Regions from separate parts of the Mus musculus genome. Here region 1 is linked to region 2. The links are chromatin loops, found by intact Hi-C in ENCODE. Cell type or tissue: gastrocnemius. All regions are shown on one strand. Links, peaks and the distances in the headings refer to the core of each region. The heading gives the core; the rest is flanking DNA.

Region 1 (7,568 bases), core at 829-5,828, 220 kb before region 2:
GTTTCTCTACTGCTACAATTGGCTGTAAACATCTGCAAGAGTGAGCCACAGTTGTTAGTCTTTGTACCCACTGATCAGCCATCCATAAACACTCAAGCTCAGCTCCTTCAAGCTTTGCTCATTCTTCCTGAGTGTGGCCCATACGTGTCTTAGAGCCCTTAACAAGCCTCGCCCACATCAAAATACACATCCACTCACTCAGCCATGAGTGTTCGCCATACAAGCGTCCACCGAGCTTCTGTGTGCCAGCAACTTTTAGGTGCTCCTTGTCTCTGAGTCCACTCTTGGGTCTCTAAATGAGTCTATCTTGTCTTGGTGTGAATTGGAGTTACCTAAGTCCTGTGTTAGGTAACTTCAGATTGCACACCCTCCCCAGTGAATTTATTTTCCATTCATGTGTTAAAAGACAAAGAATTTTACTTGGATTCATGACTTCCGATGTTTCGGCCCCCTGTCCTTGGCCCTGTTGATTCTGGGCCAGCCAAACAGCCTGGTAGCAGAAGCATAAGGCAGAGACCACTAAGCTCCTGTGTATAGGAAGCGGAGTGTCTTAGATGGGGTTCTATTGCTGGATTAAAGACCAAGACCCAAAGCAGCCCATCTCAGCCATAGTCCATCACTGACAGAAGTCAAAGCAGAAAGTTAAGGCAGGAAACCCGCAGGCAGGGACTGAAGCAGAGATCATGGAGGAGTGCTATTCACTGGCTTGCTCAGCCTGATTTCATATACAGCCCAGGACCACCTGCCCCAGAGTGACCTGGGTCCTCCCATATCCATGACTAATCAAGAAAATGCCCCAAAGCCTTGCCTACTGGCCAACCCTATGGAGGAGGCATTTTCTCAGTTAAGTTTCCCTTTTCCAAAATAGCCTTAGCTTGTGTAAATTGGAAAAAAACGGGGGGGGGGGTGTAACAGAAAATAGGAAAAGACTGAATTCAGCCATAATCCTCAAAGGGAGACACCCACAGTGACCTACTTCCTTCAGTAAGACCACATCTCCTAAAGTTTCCATCACATTCCATAATAGTGTCAGTGACAGAGAATTAGGCATGTAGCACAAGAACCTTGGGGACACCATAGTCATTATAACAATGCCACAGTTAGACACAGGCATTCTCAGGCAGTCTGCCATGATCCAGTGTTTTTCCTGCCCCTTTAAAGAAAGTACTTATTTTCAGGTGACACAGTATGTTCCTAGTTGTTTCTGGGGGTACAGGTAGCATCGCAGGCTGTGTACACAACAGGTAGTGACTCACTAGGGGCACCGGGAAAGCCTATCAGCTCCACCATTTATCAACATTTTAGGCACTGAGAATCTTCAAGATCCCCTCTGCTGGCATTGTCTAGAATTCGCCCCTCTGCTAGGATGAAATGAGTCAATTCAAGCTTGATTAGATTATATAAAGGCAGGTTGATTGGGAAGCCACTCTCTGATCCCAAGGAACAAGGCCAGATAAGTTGCCATGAGGAGGGAGACAGAGGGGAGGGAGAAGAGGAAGCAGAGAGAGAAAAAGAGGGTCAGGAGGGCTGGGACTACCAACATTTCAGTGTTATAGAGGGAAGAACTTCTGGAGGCGGGGAAGGAAGCTCCACTCCTCAGCTGGAAAGTTCAGGGTAGAGGGCTGGGTATGCCAGGTAGGGACTGAGGGATTCTGGGAGAACCTGAGGGCCAGGTCCACTTTGATAAGTTAAATATGCACCACACCTGTTTGTCCCAGTTTTGAATGCCAACACCATCATCTTCCCTAGAGAGCAGACCAATATTTATTCTGCCCTTCTTGCAGACATCTATTCACTCGTGGTAAACATTGTACCATGCTAAGAGGAGCATAAGATGAGATGAGTCCCAAACCCACACATGGGATGACATTCTCAGAATGGGCCTCTGCTGGGAACTTGAGCCTGGTACCAGAAAATCTCCTTCCTGGGGGAAATGGCCTTCACTCGCCTTGCCTTTCGCTGAGTCAGTGTTTACAGTAGATCTAGCCTCCGTCTGCCATCAGCTTGAGCCCTTTCCGCAGCCTTCCCAGCAAAAGGCACCAGGAGTGTACCAGACATATGCCAAGGTCGGGAATTTCAACGCTGTCTAAGGCACCCTGGTAAATGGCTTATTATGGAGACGGGGCTTCTTCTCTGCTCCTGGGTGCTCTGGATCTGCACAGTGAGTCTGCTGGGGCATTTTCCTATAGCAGATCTGCAGAGATTGATTGTCCCTTTCATTCATTGTGCCCACCATACAAGTCCCTGGATTCACCCACCCTGATCTCCACCCAAAGTCATGCGCTCTCCACAACTCTCCACACGTGCCTTTTCCAGAACTCTGCTTCTCAGCTCACTGACCGTGTGCCACTGGATAGCAAAGCATATTAAAACCCAGCCTGACTAGATCCCATTAATCAACTACGCGTGGGAGGGAGCGGGAGAGATTCCTGGCAGGGACCTGGTCCTCTCTCTGTTAATGACTTCAGAGAACTAAATATATTTTGGAATAGCTAGAGATGAGCTTGAAATGCACTAAAAGTTGTTTTCCAGAAGCCTTAAATGTGTCTCTTCTCTTTGTGTTGGCATTTTTAAAGCATTCTCCAAATGTCATTGCTGGAATAAATAAATGAATAAACAAACAAAACGCCATGAAACACACTTGAAAGTTGTAGCAGGCAGTAAAGCTATGACATCTGCTTCATTGATTAGAATTTGCACGGAAAGATAGCTGCGAGCAGCGTGTGAAAGCTTTTACTTTGCCTTTGGTTTCTCCTTGTGTCTCACTTCGAATAATTTCCACTCACATCCTTCTGTCCCTGGGGCCTTCAAGCCTGGTAAATAAGCAGACCCCAGGGATCTCCAAGGAGCCAGCAACATCCGGGAAACCGGAGCCGGGAGGCTCTGCGCAACCCTCCCCCACACACCACTTTCCAGGAAGGAGTGGCTGAGCCAGAACAATGACTTTGGCATGCAACTAGTCCTGGGTCAACTTTCCCCCACTCTTTTCCTCTTTCCTCCTGCCCCGTGACCTCGTGACTTCGGGCAGGGAGAAGGCTCCCCGTTAGCCCCTGACTCCGGAATGCTGCACTGATCGACCATGCTTTTGTCCTGTGCCTCAGGACTCCACGCAGAGCTGAGCTGGGTAGAGCTTCCTCTCCAACTCGGAGAAGAATGTCAGTCAGGAAGCTCAGCTATCCAGAGAATGTGAAATAACAATATTTTAATGGAATCTTTTTCTTTTCTTCACCTCATCTAATGCAGAACTGGTAGTCTGTCTATCTGTAAATTACGCCATTTTCACAACTGGAGAGATTTTCTGATTGTGACTCAATAAATCCTTGGTGCTTTTTTTTCCCTCCTACCACAGAGAGGCATTGCTGTGGTGCTCTGGTCTGCAGGTGCTGTGCAAGAGCTGGGGTGCTCTTATACAGGCTGTGTTGCTAACAGAGGGAGCATCCTTGAGACGTTTTCCTGCAATGATGCCGGTGAGCCATGCCATGGCTAAGAATCGCCCAGGGAGTTGATGGTACTTTCTAAGACTTGGGGCCCAGTCTTGGAATGGTAGCTTAATGTTTGACAGTTTAAACTGGAGTAGCTCCAGAGCTCTTTGTTGGCTCCAACACATGGATAAGGTTTTCTAGAACATTTACTCCATCCCATCCCCCAATTAAAAAAAAAATTTTTTTTTAATTTTGTTTGTATAATTTGGTCTGCATGTTTGTCTGTGCACCCCGTGTGTGCCTGATGCCCACAGAGGTCTGAAGTTGATGTCAGATCCTCTGGAACTGGGATTCCAAGTGGTTGAGGTTGCCATGTGGGTTTTGGGATCAACCTGGGTCCTCTGGAAGAGCAGCTGAGCCATTTCTGCAGCCCTTCTAGATTAATTGTGAGACTCCATGACAGGCTTCAAACTGCAAGTCTAGAGAGTCTAGGTCTAACAACTGGGCAAGTCCAGGCAAGCCCAGGTAAGCCAGTTACTAGAAAAAAGCCCCAGACTTGAGGCAGCTAGTCAGAAACTGCCCTGCCATTAGAAGCTGCCCGGCCACCTGGACAGAAGCAAGGACAACGGGTCAGCAAGTTTCCAGACTTCCTCAGCAACAGTTTCCAGCCCCCCCCCCCCCCCCCCCGCAACACCCTAGTTTTGAAATGCCCCTGGAGACTACCTACCCTGGAATCCACTAACGTTCTTTAAATCTGGCCTGCAAGCTCACTTGGTTGTCTCTCTATCTTGGTAATGGAAGACCCCAGCATGCTGGACTTTAGCAGAATAAAACACTCTTTGCGTTTGCATACTGTTTGAGTCTGAGGTATCATTCTTCTGTGAATCATAGACCCTTACCATTCTTCCTATGGTCAATGCCAAACTCGGTGAGAGCAATAAAAAAGATACTGTATTCTTTATGAAATAGCATTTTGATGTTTGAGCCGAGCATCATTAGAATCCAACAATTCGGCATTATCTGGGATTGACTGCTGAATACATTCTCGTCTGTGTTGAAATAACTGCAGTTTTTGTGTTACAATGAAGATTATAAACAATTAAAATAATGAAGTCAAAGTCAAGGGCACAATTCACATCCCTAGGCTCTGAACACTTCCCTATTTAAAAACTGGAAGGAAAACAAAGACAAAATTCTGTATTAACATCCCTGGCTTTCCCAGATGAAATAGGCCTGTCCAGGTATACTTTAAAATCCAAGATTTCAATTAAAACAGCTCTCCTGGCAAGAAGACCTTATAAAAAAATCTCGTCGAATCAGGGGAATTCAGAATCCTTCTTTTGGTTCACTTTATGAAAATGAGAAGTCTTGAGGCCAGACTGGTTTTTCTTAAAATGGAAGTGTGTCTTTAGCACAGTATTTGACACTACTGTTTTCTGTTGGGGAGGGGGGTGGGTAGCAGAAAAGAAAAAGTGCTTAGAAGGAAGAAGCCCAGATTCTAGGGCGAGCTGGATCATCTTGGACTTCACATTCTGATCTCCTTCATCTTGCTTCCTGGCCACCTGGGAGGAAAGCAGATCACAGAGGGGCAGGGCTGGAAGGAGAGACAGGAGGGAAGCGTTGAGCACCTGTCCTTGAGCTGAGCAAGTAGGATGAGTGATTTCCAGATGCCCCAGTTGAGGGACAGGTTTGCTTGCCTGAGGTGGGAAGTCCTGAGCGAAACAGGACTTCCGAGTTCCTGAAGAAGAAGGAGAGTTCCTGTGAACTTGGAAGTCTTGTTTCCCTCAGGACTTCCCACCATATTTGTCCGAGAATTCTCCAGTTTTCCTGACCTGAAAAAATTTGGTGTAGACGAGGAGAAGAAGGAAGGAAACCACCAGGGGCCAACTTTGAAGACCCTGATGTCTCCCCCACACTAACCAGTGAGAGTTAAGGACATGCTAGGTGCAGGACAAGATCACTTCTCTAAGCTGGCAAGCAAGCCTGCTGGGTGGGGTGGGGGACAGAGATGGGGAGCATCTCCTTGGGGTTCCTTCCTGCCAGCTGGCCTGGTACCCAGTCATCTCATCCCAGCCCACCAGAGAGCTACCAATAATGCAAATCTTCAAAGCAAGCAGTCAGGGTTGCTTTCCAGCTCCTTGACCTCTCTGAGTTTGACAGCTCCTTCCCAGAGATAGGGCAGTGGGCTGGGGGGAGGGAGATACTTGTGTTTGCTTTGGAAACTCTCCAAGTCTGTGAGCAATCCCAGGTTTAACGCTTAGGCCTAAGGAGAATTCCACGTTTCACTGGGGAAGTCTCATGAGACACAAGAGATTTGTGATGTTCACTGGCACCAGAGCGTTTGAGACTTGGGACAAGTTTTCTAAGACACGATATTTATTCCAAAGAATTTGACCTCAGCCTTAGCTGTTTATCCCAAGTGTAAGAGGCCTCAGAAAACAACAGCACCACCTTATCCTCATGAGGATGCGCAGTGGACTCAGAGTGTGTGTGACCCAGCCCACTGCTTGCTTTCATCAATATTTTGTTGTAAAACTTTCAACTCCAAAGAAAAACTTCAAGAAGTCCGCTATGTGCACTTACACTGTGTGCTTTGCTCTGTATATGGAACACATCAATCCAGGAATGAAGACCACGGGCCAAGCAGATGGTACAAGACCTGAGTTGGATCAGAGCCCACATTAAGAGAGAGAGGGCAGGGGGTGCAGAGGCATATTTGCAATCCCAGCATTGGGGAGGTAGAGACAAGTAGATATCTGGGGCTTGCTGGGCAGGCAGCCACATCTACCAAGTTTCTGTATGAGAGATCTTGTCTCAAAAGAAGAAACATGGAGCCGGGTATGATGGCACACGCCTTTAATCCCAGCACTTAGGAGGCAGAGGCAGGCGGATTTCTGAGTTCGAGGTCAGCCTGGTCTACAGAGTGAGTTCCAGGACAGCCACGGCTACACAGAGAAACCCTGTCTCAACAAACAAACAAACAAACAAACAAAACCAAAGAAGAAGAAGAAGAAGAAGGAGAAGGAGAAGGAGAAGGAGAAGGAGAAGGAGAAGGAGAAGGAGAAGGAGAAGGAGAAGGAGAAGGAGAAGGAGAAGGAGAAGGAGAAGGAGAAGGAGAAGGAGAAGAAGAAGAAGAAGAAGAAGAAGAAGAAGAAGAAGAAGAAGAAGAAGAAGAAGAAGAAGAAGAAGAAGAAGAAGAAGAAGAAGAAACATGGAGCTGGGTAGTGGTGATGCACACCTTTAAACCCAGGACTTAGGAGGCAGTGGCAGGCAAATCTTTGAGTTCGAGGCCAGCCTGGCCTACAGAATGAGTTCTAGAACAGCCAGGACTATACAGAGAAACCCTGTCTCAAAAAACCAAAAAGAAGAAACACGAATACACAACTGAGATTGACACCCGAGGTTGACCTCCAACCTATACGTATGCACAGTCACACACACACAAGAAATTAAGACAAGTATAACACATATGTTATTTCAGCTAAATTATATTTTGCCTCATTTGTACTCTATCAAAACCGTAGACGCACAAGGATACTGCATCCACTTTTACATTCGAATGTGTACATACAAATGCATGCGCATCTTCAAGCTTCCTTTAAGCACTTGAGAATAGATTGTAGTCATGACGAGTCCTAGAGATCCTAGAGATCACAAACTATTAGTAAGACTCCTGTGTGGTAGGTTTATTAATATTAATGTCACTTTGAGGACATTTAGCCTTCATATAAAGTGTCATCCAAGACATAGTGCATATCAGTTTTCTGAAATATGTGTATATGTGTGTGTGTGTATTTCAGAAAGTATATATATATATGTGTGTGTGTATATATATTAGTATCTGATCAATCACATTTTGCATTTAACTGCCATTCATTTTAGTCTTGTTAAATTTATAATAATCCCCTGAAGGCTGTTTTTTGGTATTTGCTTCAGAAAGAGAAAACAAACACTGATATTTTTGGGCGCTCCAGGAAAATTGTTTTGAATCTGAGTGCTTTTTCTGGCTTCCTTATGCTCTGTCATAAACATTTTTCGGAAGGCAGAGGTCTCATTGTATTTCATGAGAAGACTTGATGTCTGTTTGCCCCATTAGGTTAAGGTTTGATCGTTCACTTAGGGTGATATTGGCTTTGGCAGGGAGTG
Region 2 (7,345 bases), core at 2,346-7,345:
GTACTTTTCGCCCCATAGCCTGAGCCAGCTGTCATCACACCAAACTGTCTAGCACCACTAGGTACCAGAAACAAAGTTTTGTTGTGTCTTCATTCAAGACATTTCTCCTTTGTCTAGTGATGTCATCCCTGGAAGACGGAGATGAAGCAAGCCACTGCATCGTGTTTCCCCTTCGCATCTCTTCTAGAATTACATCAGCCAAGAGCCCTGAGGTGCGGTGACAAACAGCCAAGAAGCCAAGGGGAGCAAGAGGGAGGCAAGGACGAGAGAGGGAGGAAGGGTGCTGCCTCTTTTTCCATCAGCATTTCTTGTTCCTACTCCTAAATCAAGCAAGAAGGCAGGAAAAAAAGAAAATCAAACTTTAAAGACAGAATCGCCTTGTGCTTGCTGGTGGCATTGGCTTAAACGCTGTTGTCCTATCTACAGCCTTTGCTGATGAAAGCCAACCTTGGCGTGAGGTCTGGCTAACAGTTAAGGGCCTATTCCTGGGTAGGAATTGTATCAGCTCCACTGCCTTAGACGTCCTTAGGTTTTGTTCGGTGGAGGAAGTTGGCAGTGTGGAAGTAACTGGAAATGTGAACTCTGTCAGACAGGAGACCGATGGCTCACACAGCTATCTGCGGGCGGTGTCGCCAAAGACGGCTGCAGCAGGGTGTGCTGCTGCTTCCCTTCCTGATGTCTACCTGAACATTTCAAAATGTCATTCGATGATGTACCTCTGATGCATTCTGGGAGATGAAGACTTTACCAGACCAAACTAGAGGATTAAAAGGTGTGGCCTGTGTCCTTAAAAAGACATTGAATATTAAAAGAAAAAAAATACTTCCCACACCCCCACCCCTTTTATTTTCTTTTAAAGGGATAGGTTTATTGCTGAACCACTCCCATTAATTAGGAAGAAAACTTCACCCTCCCTTCCTCTCTGATTCCAGTGCCCTCCAGTCTCCTCGGGATTCTTGGGCCTAGCCGTTCAGAACATATTTTGGAAGAAAACAAAGCAAAGTGGCCTCAGGACAGCTCGAAAGGGCCAGTAGTGAGATCCATTTCGGCCGCACAGGAAGAGAGATCCAAAAGGGCAATGGGAAAAATGATTGGCAGAAGGGAATTCGGGCAGCTTCTGGGTGTAACCCAACCAGAGACATCTGGTTGGAGTTCACAACAGAAACAAACGGAGAAAGCATGAACAGCCCACAGCACACACCCGCACGCCAAGCCAACAGCTCCGCTGTCTTGCTCTCAGAATGGTTCCCACTGGGCCAGGCTGGGCTGCAAGGGCAGGAAACAGGCAGTTCAAGCTGTCTCCCCGAGCCCCACCTGCGCCATTACTCACTTCACCCCCCACCCCCGGGTGGCTGGGGCCTACAACTTTTCTCTTTGCTTTTCTTCCCAGAGAAAAACAAAGGCCTCACTCCACTGAGTCCCTCTTTAGGGTGCTAGTCCGGTCTCCAAAGCACCGTGGCAATTTGCAGAGGAAAAGGACTATAGATTATGTTTGTACTTGGTCACTAGGCCAACCCACAGGAGGTGGTTAAAAAAAAAAAAAGCTCAGCACACGGCAAGTCACTCAGTAAACAGCCATCCACGTGACTCGTGTAAACAGCGTGGGCAGTTGAATTTACACTGACCTCTCCAAAATTAGCTTGAAGGAAAAAAAAATCCATATGCCAGGCATAACGAATGTTGCACAGCTTTGACCCCCAACATTTGGGAAACAGAGGCAAGCAGATCTCTCAATTTGAAGCCAGCCTGGTCTGTATTAGGAAGTTCCTGGCCAGTTAGAGCCGCACAGTGCGTCTCTTGTCTCAAAAGCAACAAGCAAGCAAAACTGCACACACACACACAATGGGAATATGAAATATACAGAGGCTGGCCACAGATAAAACACCCCGAGTTGGTCTGATCCAAAAGCACGCTATGGGTGGCAAGGTCTCACCTCCGGCTCTCTTCCAGCCACAGCAGGACCACACTAAAACTGGAGGCACAACCCCGCCCCCACCTCCTCCCCGCCAATCATCTGGGGTAGCATTTCCAGAGGCTCTCGCCTGTTCTGACAGCTTTTCCTCTTTATTCTCACCCCGCTGCTGACATGCCAACAGAACTGAAACAAGGCTGCTCAAAAAAATAACAAAATGTTTTATACACATTTCCATATATACAACCGTACAACATTTTACAGGTATCTTTTGCACAGCAAAAGAGATATAAACATTCAGCTCCGAGAACACAGTTATGTACAAAAAACAAAAAGTCAAAAATACTTCACAACAGTGCAAAAATATTTTACATAGCATCATGGAGTAGGAGCTTTGGGGCCAGAGGAAGGTGTGTATTTCTAAAGGAAAATTCCTTTTTTGTTTTTTAGATATTAGGTTTCTTTAACTGTAAACAAAACACGACTTTCATACACTGCCCCCCCCCCCAAGAAGAGTTATTTGAGAAATTTGGCAAACTTTCAAGAGTTTGAGTCTGAGGTAAACAGCCCAAGCTCCCCTATCCGAAAGAACTGGGGGCAGGTAAAGTGGCATTGAAGCCTCCAACGTTTTGAAAGTGACTTTGTTAATGAGATATTGATGACAGAAAGAGGCCTTCCAGTCAGGGGGTCTGGAGAGGAAGTTAACCCCTCCTTCCCTAGCCCCAGCTGCCTCACAAACAGGAAACCGGCTGCTGGGCACCTCCAGCCCGCCCTTGGCCTTTTCCAACTTCAGCCAGCTCTCCCTCACCCACCTTTGTAGTGCTTCTCGCCCTCCCTGCCCCCCATCCCCCTGTTCACAACCTGAGCCACCTCTGAGCCAAAGCGCTGGGGCAACTAGCAAGAGGGAATAGCTTCCCCAGAAAACTCCAAAGTCGGGTCTGGGCTTCAAGTGCATCATTTTCCCTTTCCTGGAGGTTAGGGGGAATAGAACTACTGTTGGGGAGCCACTATGTGTATGTTGGGAGGGGCGCACAGAGAAGTCTTCTGGCAGCTTAGCCCGAGTAGGGCTCATCTAGGCTGGTGCTGTCAGCAGGGCCCGATGGGTTGCCAGGGCTGACAGGGGTGGCATCCAGGCCTCCGCCCTCGATGGAGCTCTCGCTGCCTGTGCTCTCGCCCGACAGCAGGCGTGTCACCCTTAAATCGGTCTCCAGGGTGCTCACGTCATTGCCAAAGCTAAGGTCGCCCAGGTCACTAATAAGCTGTGACAGTTGGGCCTTCATGTCTGAGGCACAGACTGACAGAGGAAGTGATGTCCCCGAGCTGGGGCCCAGCGAGACCCCGCCGTCCCCCAACGCCTCCTCGTGGCCATTTTCCAGCGGGTCCAGCAAGTCCTCACATTCCAACTGCATGGCCACCACCAGCGCCCTCTGCGCCTCAGCCTCTTCCTCTGCTGGATCCCCATCCCCCACACCGTCCTCTTCTTCCTCCTCCTCCAGGCAGTCCTCCAGATGCTCCTCTTCTTCCTCCTGCAGCTCCTCCTCTTGCTGTTCCCCAAGCAGGTCCTCGGTGATGGAGCCCAGCTTGGGAGCGCTGCGGCTGCGCTCCACTGGCGGCTTGTAGCAGCAAGGTCCGTGCAAGAGCAGCTTGCGCAGCGGCACTAGTGGGATGGTGTGTGCGCCCACCAACTCCTGCTGCTGGTGACGCGCATCATCCCGCCGCTTGAGACGTTTAAACTCTGCCAGAGCGTTGGCTGATGTCTGGTAAAGCAGCAGAGCCATGGCCTGAGCCTTCTCCGGCTTGGACACCAGCACCGCGTGGCAGCGTAGCATTACCGCCTTGTGCTTCAGCTCATGCCGGTATACCCAGGCGAAGACTTTGGGTAGCCGCGCGTCTGCCACACAGTAGGTGACGCGGTGCAGCAGGTAGAGGTGGCCGGGACGTCGCAGCGCTCGCTCCTCGGCATGCACCATGCGGATGCCTTGCGCACTCACGGTCAGCTTCATCTTAGTCCCTTGACGGCCGGCCTCACTCTTGCTCCAGATCTTGCCCACCGCTAGGTCAGTGCAACCGTCCCCGCGCGCCTGGATGGTGGTGGCATTCCCCAGGTAGAGCACAGTGTAAGTGGGGTCCTCGCTGGTGATGTGCAGCTTCTTGCGCTTGGAGCGGAACATGCTGCCCACCCGGCTGAGCGCGCCTTCCGGGCAGGCTCTCGCCAAGGAGCTGAGCGCGGAGTAGTGCAGGCTCACAGCGTAGCCCTTAGGCTTGGACGCCTGCCGCGGCGGCGCCTCGGCCAGCAGCTCGAACTTGTGCTTCTTCCACGGCAGCATCTCCGGAGGACGCCCGGGAGTGGCTGGGGCGGCGGTGGCCGAGCGCGGGGTGAGAGCCCCGCAGGGCCACCAACCCAGGCTACGCTTGGCCCGGGCAAGCTCGAAAAATAAAACTCAGGCTGGGAGGACCTCCGGGGCAGGGAGATGGAGGCAGGAGAGGCCAGATAGTGCTTGGGAACCCCGCAGGGACTGGGGTAGGATATTAGAAAAAAATATTCAGGAAAGAGAGAGAGAGAGAGAGAGAGAGAGAGAGAGAGAGAGAGAAGCCTAGATGAGGAGGACCAGGACAAAAGTCTCAAACAAGCAACAAAATAAGAGAGCGGAGCGGAAAATATTTTAGAAAAAGGCCAAATGAGTGCGTACAAATAAATAAAGGTGGGCGGCTCGGCCAAAGCAACCGGGATGGTGAGAGAAATAAGCTGGAACTCTTCTTCAGCGAACGTGACACACACACAAGTCTTGGGCCAGGGCCAGGAGCCGCGGAAACTACAGCAGTGCGCCCAGGGGCCGGTGCTCCCCACCCCCAGTGGGTGCAGAAGAGGGCGAGCCCCTTGGCTGGACTGGTCCCTGAATAAGCAGCTTGCCCCAAGTGTGGTCCGAGAGGTCTGGCTGGCCGCGGCGGGCCAAGCACAGCGGTCCCGCAGCTCACTGCATCCTCGCTCCGAGGGGACGCCGGAGACTCGCGCTCGGCCGTCTCGGCCAAGGTAGCGCGGGGTTCGGAGGGCAGGACGCGCACATCGTCCGCTCCGGGGACTGCCGCTACCTCATTGCTTCCCTCCGGGGGTGTCCGGCTCCGCTTCGGGGTTCTCGGCGATCTGCAGCGCGCCCTCTGTGGTCGTGCGCGCGGTAGCCGACTTGCTCGCTTCACATCATTGCCGTCCGGGAGGAAGATCTCGGGTTAATATAGGCCGGCACGAACCATTCACCGCGCGGACAGGGGAGGAGCACAGGAGAGGATCCCTTTAGGGCTGCGACGCCGGACGCAGTTCTGGTCTCTTAAAGGGACCAGGTTGCAGGCACTGGTCGAGAGAAGGGAAGACTAGTCCACTTAGGCAACCACGTTCCAAATTTACCAGCATCTCTTTTAGCTATAGAAACCAAAAGACCTGGAGTTACCCGATAGATAGCAAGAGGAACTTAAACTTTGACACTCCACCCTAGGCTAAATTGCAACTCGCTGAATAAGTCTACGTCTAGATCGAAACTTCTGGAGGAGGCGGTGGAAGTTGAGCTTGTAGGCTCTGGGGAAAATTGCGTAGTATTTTGTCGTTGTGGTGACTGTTGTTGTGTTCCTTCTGTGACAACTTCAAGAGAATTTGCAGGTTCTGTTTACTATTATTCTTTAATAATCATCTATTAAGGAAAATAAAGAGCCAGGCGGTGGTGGCGCACACCTTTAATCCCAGCACTTGGGAGGCAGAGGCAGGCGGATTTCTGAGTTCGAGACCAGCCTGGTCTACAGAGTGAGTTCCAGGAGAGCCAGGGCTACACAGAGAAACTGGGGGGGGGGGGGGGGGGAATCAGGAGGGGGGGGCAAACTATAAGAGAATCAATTTTTTGCCTGTTACTCTTCTCCTGGTGCCATTTATCCGCCGGTGAGCAGCAAGCAGGTAGTGGAAAGTTCGTGGTTAAGATGACTGCCATGAACAATATTGAACACAGTAGTGAATGGTCCCTAAGTTACTTGCTTCCAGTTTCCACCCCCGACCCAAACTGCCACAGACCCTCAGAGTAAGGCACTTTTTCGAGACATATGAAGTTTCTAAGTAAGGCTGTGCTGCTGTTTGTAGAGCCATCACTGATGCAATTTGGGTGACAATGCTTAGTAAAAACTCAGATGATACTTTTCATACTCTTTTTTCACGAGCTAACTGGACAACGTGGGGTTTGTTTGTTCCCCTTTATTTTCCCTCCCCTGAGACAGGATCTGGTTACCTCGATCAGGCTCTACGCACATTTGGATCCTCTTGTCTCCGTCTCCACATTGTGGCATGCACCACCATGTCTAGCTCTAGACAAGATACCCTCACTCGCCGGCTTGCCCCTCTGAACCCTCCACAACCTTCTGGACACCCAGGGGCCAACCAGTAAAAGCTAAACGACTTCTATTTGATGAATGAGACATCCGAGCAAACATATATATATATATATATATATATATATATATATATATATATTTTTTTTTTTTTTTTTTTTGCTGGGTTAACTTCAGCCAGAAAAGCCCAAAGTCCTATGAGAATCTGGGAAAAGAGAAAAGAGAGTTCCCAGTGACTAAGAAAATTAAAGAGGATCCAGGGAGCAAGCGATGTTTGAAAGATGATTTCCCCAAGTGGGAGGGGGATTGGAGGGCTCTCTGAGAGCAGAGGATGATGCAATGCCAAGATTAAAATGCAGACACTTGTATGAGATTCGACAGAGTCAGTGATAACAATAAAGAAATGTTTCCCCATCAAAGAAATGTCCTATAATGGATTTAAAACCCTCTCTCTCTGTAGGAAGAAATGGCCTTTTCCTGACTGGCCGTTAACGAGGGTCCTAGTGCCCAACTTGCCAGCTGTGTGGGTGGGCTAAGGCGGGGGGGGGGGGGGGAATACCAGACACCAGGATGGAACAAACCAGAATTATAATAATCCATCATGCCAACATTGATGTTTCTTTTCTGCCAAAGGGACTGCAATATTGTGCGTATTTGTGTGTGCACACAATAGAAATTATTGTTCAATGCCAATAATGACAACTTGCAAATTCGAAAGAACAAAATATTCTGGGGAAAGCATGCCAACTTAGCCTTCAGCTGAGTGATCCTCTATAATCCCCAACTCTAAATTCTAAACTAGAGCCCATATCCAAGAAGTTAACATTGCCAAGTGTCCAGGATGTCTGAGGGCCAGAAGGGCTTCGGGGAGCAAAAAGAGGACCAAAGCTGGTCTCATCTCCAATGAAGGTATGACTATGGGCTACACCCAGTTACAGAGAAACCAGAGAGAAGCAGCGATAAGGAAGCATCCACTACAGCTCTCTGGTGGCAGCCAGAGCACCAGTCTCAGAGGTACAGGCTGTGTCATGCCTAACTACCTGTTTAATAAGCTTGTTTCGATCTTGGAAG

What was found. Peaks named below come from ENCODE experiments on the same cell type or tissue, not always from the same donor. Only the 100,000 strongest peaks of a DNase experiment are listed, where the experiment ranks them.
Region 1: it touches region 2 in a loop (4-fold over the local background); 8 of 42 quality-filtered maps call a loop at or near these places.

What each region holds. Positions count from the first base shown.
Region 1 is chr16:30,816,822-30,824,389 of GRCm38, reverse strand. No RefSeq gene overlaps it. Among named protein-coding and RNA genes, the nearest start is that of Gm26295, 6.4 kb to the right of the region's middle. In gastrocnemius, for the core only: no CTCF peak of the experiment used is centred there; a DNase peak (open chromatin) is centred at 2,889; H3K4me3 peaks cover 1,316 bases; H3K27ac peaks cover 3,491 bases.
Region 2 is chr16:30,597,494-30,604,838 of GRCm38, reverse strand. It overlaps Fam43a (family with sequence similarity 43, member A), which reads right to left and starts at 5,116. Exons shown (of 1, transcript NM_177632.3): 1 at 2,042-5,116. The coding sequence starts at 4,239. The coding sequence ends at 2,965. In gastrocnemius, for the core only: CTCF peaks have their summits at 3,294 (motif pointing left) and 5,064; DNase peaks (open chromatin) are centred at 4,166, 4,766, 5,116, 6,269 and 2 more places; H3K4me3 peaks cover 3,607 bases; H3K27ac peaks cover 3,418 bases.